Regions from separate parts of the Homo sapiens genome. Here region 1 is linked to region 2. A link is a loop called in an ENCODE intact Hi-C map of the cell type or tissue named here. Cell type or tissue: A673. All regions are shown on one strand.

What was found. Hi-C counts contacts between places; a loop is a spot of excess contacts. Peaks named below come from ENCODE experiments on the same cell type or tissue, not always from the same donor. Only the 100,000 strongest peaks of a DNase experiment are listed, where the experiment ranks them.
Region 1: it touches region 2 in a loop (6-fold over the local background); 41 of 110 quality-filtered maps call a loop at or near these places.

Annotation. Positions count from the first base shown.
Region 1 is chr20:1,312,357-1,314,856 of GRCh38, forward strand. It overlaps SDCBP2 (syndecan binding protein 2), which reads right to left. Exons shown (of 9, transcript NM_080489.5): 5 at 984-1,142; 6 at 231-406; 7 at 1-152. It overlaps FKBP1A-SDCBP2 (FKBP1A-SDCBP2 readthrough (NMD candidate)), which reads right to left. Exons shown (of 10, transcript NR_037661.1): 6 at 984-1,142; 7 at 231-406; 8 at 1-152. Among named protein-coding and RNA genes, the nearest start is that of SDCBP2-AS1, 12 kb to the right of the region's middle. In A673, a CTCF peak has its summit at 1,304 (motif pointing right); a DNase peak (open chromatin) is centred at 1,355; H3K27ac peaks cover 721 bases.
Region 2 is chr20:1,469,213-1,471,712 of GRCh38, forward strand. It overlaps a transcript of SIRPB2 not described here. Among named protein-coding and RNA genes, the nearest start is that of NSFL1C, 3.6 kb to the left of the region's middle. In A673, a CTCF peak has its summit at 1,033 (motif pointing left); a DNase peak (open chromatin) is centred at 989.

The sequences.
Region 1 (2,500 bases), 160 kb before region 2:
GCCCGTCCACCTCACACACGTAGTGGTTGGTGAGGAGCCCGTTGCGGGCCGCAGAACTCCCTTTGACCAGAGAGACAATCTTCCCCTTCTTGATCACGAAGCCGACGTGGCCCATGCTGTCCTTGTGCATGGTGACAGTCCGCTGGAACGGCCTGGCAGGAGGGACAGTGAGCTGTCCTGGGGACATGGCTGGGGTGAGACGGAGAGGCTGCCCGGGCCTGGCTACTCACCTGTCCCGAACCACCACGACAATCTTATCGCCTGATGCCTTCTTCACCACCTGATGGGCTTTGTGCGAGCTCCACCCAGCACAGTCACGCCCGTCAATCTGCAGGAGCTGGTCCCCAAAGCGCAGCCCCACAAGGGATGCAGGGGTGTTGGCCTGGACCAACTGCACAAAGAGCCCCTGGGGGAGGCAGGGCCCCAGAGTCAGTGTCCCTGGCCCACCCTAGGCACAGATCCCTCTTCCAACCTGTTGTTTTCCTCCTGATACTCCAGGAACCTACAGGGTGCCAGGGACACAGCTCTGCATGGCAGGCACCAAGGTTACCCCATTTACCGGGGAGGAAACACTCTAGGCCTCATAGTTAGGAAGCAGGTGAGTCAGGATTTCAACCCTGGCCTGGGGCTGCACTCCGAAACACTCCACTGTACCATTCACAAAGGCATGGGCTTCCCTGGCGTCGGCTGTCTACACCGTCGCCTGGAAGCTAGATGCCCTGGGCAGCGAAGGGCAGGTGGGGAAGGGAGGCTCCTCCGAGCGACGGAAGCCCACGGAGAGGCCAGTGGAGGGCCCTGCGCAACCCAGCACCAGCCCCGCCCGGGTCTCGGGGAGGAGGGACTGGGGGCAAGAGCCTGGCCGCTGGGGTTAGGAGGCCCGCTCTGCACCTTCCTTACTGTGGACGGGCCCTCTGAGCTCTGAGGCCTGGCGGGAGAGCGCGTGCAGCTCGAGCTCCTCTTCCCACCCAGCCCCCGCGCCCTACCTGGTCGACCTTCCGCAGCCTCAGCCCGGTCTTGCCGCGCTCGTCCTTGCACAGGTGGATCTCGCGCACCCCGGGCTTGATCTCAGCTCGCCGCACGCCCAGGCTGTACCCGGTTACCGGTGCCACCATCTGGCCGGGCCCGGGGCCCGAGACCGCTGTCTGCAGACACCAGGGGGCAGGGGGTCAGCCCGGCCCGTGGGGACCCTGTGCCTCAGGAGACACTGGGGTGGGGGTAGGGATGGGGAAAGGAGGATGGAGCCGTCCCCGGGTCCCCCCACGTCCCCAGTCCACGCTTCTCCCCTAGGGGCGAGAGGAGACGTGGCTCCACGCGGCCACTAGGGGGCGTCAAAGTCCATGCCCTTAAAAAGCCAGGAAAACGGGGAGGGAAGGGGCGAGGATACAGGAAGAGGCCCTTCATTTCCCAAGGGAAACTGGCATCAGGAAAAGCCTCCTTTAAAACCCACTTAAAATAGAAAAAGTCACAGTAAATAGTGAGCAACAGGGGATAAAAGGACTGGATTTTTGTCTTGAGAAAAATGTAAAAATATACAAATTCATGATGCAGAAAAAGGCAAGGAACTTCACTCTCCCAACACTATTAAAGATGGTACTGGAAGACCTAGCCAGCACAGTAGGCAAGAAAAGAGGGGGAGTCACACAGATCAGAAGAGAAGAAATAAAACGGTTCCTATTTATAGATGGCACGATGGTCTACTAGAAAATCCCAAAGAATCTACAAATAAACTCCTAGACCAAATAAAAGAGTTTAGCAAGGTCCTGGGATACAAAATTAACACACAAGATTCAATTGTACTTCTGTATACTAACAACGAACACATGTAAACTGAAATTTAAAATACAACACCAGGCTGGGCGTGGTGGCTCATGCCTGTAGTCCCAGCACTTTGGGAGGCCGAGGAAGATGGATCACTTGAGCCCAGGAGTTCAAGACTAGCCTGGGCAACTGTTGAAACCTCCTCTCTACTAAAAATACAAAAATTGGCTGGGCTGGTGGCAAGCACCTGTAGTCCCTGCTACTCAGGTGGCTGAGGCAGGAGAATTACATGAACCCAGGAGGTGGAGGTTGCAGTGAGCCAAGACTGAGCCACTGCTCAGTCCAGCCTAGGTGACAGAGCAAGACTCCACCTCAAAAAAAAAAAAAAAAAAAAAAAGGAAAGGAAAGGAAAGGAAAAGAAAAGAAAGGAAAAGAAAAGAAAAGGAATACAATACAATACCACTTACAATCACTCAAAAAAAAAAAAAAAAAAAGAGGCCGAGCTCAGTGGCTCACTCCTGTAATCCCAGCATTTTGGGAGACCAAGGCCGGAGGACCACTTGAGGCCAGGAGTTCAAGACCAGCCTGGGCAACAAAGCAAGACCCCCATCTCTGTTAAAAACAAAAACGAAGCAAAATAAAACCTAAAAACAAGAACAACAAAAAGAAATACGTGTAAATCTAACAAAACACATACAGGAACCGTATGCTGAAAACAACAAAATACTGATAAAAGATATCA
Region 2 (2,500 bases):
CACTTATCTAAGTGTCCTTAACAAAACTAGAGAAGGAGGTGCTGCAGGCTCAGCTTTAGCTCCACTCTCCTATGTCCAACCACACCAGCCCCCAACCTCCAGCCCCATCCCACCCAAGCCCCATCCCCAAATTCTACCACCACGACCACCTCCAGCCTCACCTCTACCTCACAGATCCGCCACCAGCACCTGACCCACCCCGCCCCACTTTCCCTTCTAACTCCACCCTCAGTACTAAATGCACCCCACCCTCCAAAGCCCACTTTCACTCCATTTCACCCCCAGCCCCCTCCGGGCTCATCTCCATCTTCCTTCCCACTCCAGTCTCACCCCAGCCCCTCCCTTTAATCCTATCTTCCACCACCTCCCGCCCCACCCCAGCCTTCCTTTGGCACCCCCTCTGCCGTGTCCTCACTGGTGGTGACTTCACTTTGGGCAGGAGCTGTGTGTACCCAGGACTGGTGTCTCCTCTGACCCCCTACTCCAGTCCCCTAAGCGCTAAACCCTCTATAGCTTAGGGGGCCAGGGGAGCTGCTAGGTGGAGCAAATGATTGATTTCTCAGCTGACATTCAGACCTTCCAGAGGCCCCTATACATGGAAGCTGCCGGTACCACTCACCCTTCTCTACTACCTCAGCCTCAGCACTGCCTTCTTCTACCACTCTTCTTCACAAAAGGTGACAGAGCGAGACTCTGTCTCAAAAAAAAATAATAATAATAATAACAACACTACCACTGCCTCAGCAAAGTTGGGACTATTTGTCTCTCTTTTCACAACATCTTCAACTAATGACAATAATAATAAAATAACAGTACTGCCAGCCGGTGACTAATGCTTGGTTGCATTAGTCAGCAGTGAGAACCAATGAAAACTGCAATGAGATTCCCTTTTGCCTTATCCAACTGGTAAAACATTTACAAGTCTGACTGTTAGAGTAGGCAGATAGCCAGAAATAAGCAGGCAAGGGAGCGTTTGGGAAAAGAAGTCCTGGAGACTCCATTCACTGACAGTCAGCGCCACCCACTGGCGGCCAGCAAAGAGACAATGGCTACACTGGCAACTTCTGGCCTTGTGGTTGGGCTCCTCTGGCCCTAAAGGGGACTTATGAGGCCTTACCCAGAGATAACCATGGTAGGGACTTTCCCACTGACGAGCATGTGCACTCCTCCAGTAACTCGCCCTACAGTAGCCTTTTGCTCATTATAATAACAAGCCGGGCACAGTGGCTCATGCCTGTAATCCCAGCACTTTGAGTGGCCGAGGTGGGCGGATGACGAAGTCAGGAATTTGAGATCAGCCTGGCCAATATGGTGAAACCCCGTCTCTACTAAAAAAATACAAAAATTAGCCAGGCATGGTGGTGCGTGCCTGTAGTCCCAGCTACTCAGGAAGCTGAGGCAGGAGAATCGCTGGAACCCGGAAGGCAGAGATTGCAGTGAACTGAGATCACACCACTGCACTCCAGCCTAGGTGACAGAGCGAGACTCTGTCTCAAAAAATAATAATAATAACAACAAAACACACCCCTGAGTGGAGATTTTAAATGCTAATGAGACAGGCAATGTGTTTACTAGCGCGTACAAACACACAACATTCACAGCCAGGGGGACCACCTAAAACATGATTGTAAGTGACGCTCCCTCATGCCCCTGCACGAATAATCATGTAAGATTCTCATAAAGAGGGTCCCCCAGCACCAGCTGCTGCTGGCTCGTTCTTTCAGAGTGTACTGTCTCTTTAAATAAACACTGCTACTGCTGTTTTTTGCCTGATGCTGTTTTCCAGCCAGGTCAGCCCACTCCTTTCTAGGAACGTACTTTATCTTTCTTCAATAAACTCTGCTACTTCACCTTTGCTGTGTGTCTCTTGGCTGAAATCTTTCTTCCAAGCAGACAAGAACTGAAGATTCCCGCACTTCCCTGTAATGTGACCATAGGAAATATTGGCATAAGCCTGAAACAACAGGAATTTTCCTGTGTCTAACAGCAGTATATGTTGGCTTAATGGCATTGGGGCATGATTTGGCCAATCTAGTGGAGTTGAAGAAGCACAGAACCTGTATAACCCTCCAGTTCTACTTGTGGGTGTGTGCACTTGTGCATGCATCAGGAGACACAGTGAAACTGTCTCTGTTTGGGATAGCGAGAAACTGGAACAACTAAGGTCTCCATCCATCAACAGAAATCACAAATGTAATATGTTAATACAATGGAATACTATACAGTTCTGAAGATGAATGAATTAGAGTTACAGGTAACCAACCTGGATATAACTCAAATGTTGAGTCAGAAAGCAAGGTTGAGAATGATCTGTGTAGCAAAGTGCCATTAATCAGTGCCATTTAGATAGAATTTAGAAATGTGCTTGACTAGGCCTGGCATTCCCCACTTTCTCAGGCCAATGACATGTAGCTGCTCTCTGGGCGGTGTGTCTTGTGGAGAGGACGGACTATTCTTGACCTGGCTGGCACCTCCTCTCACTGCACCCCGATACCGCCAC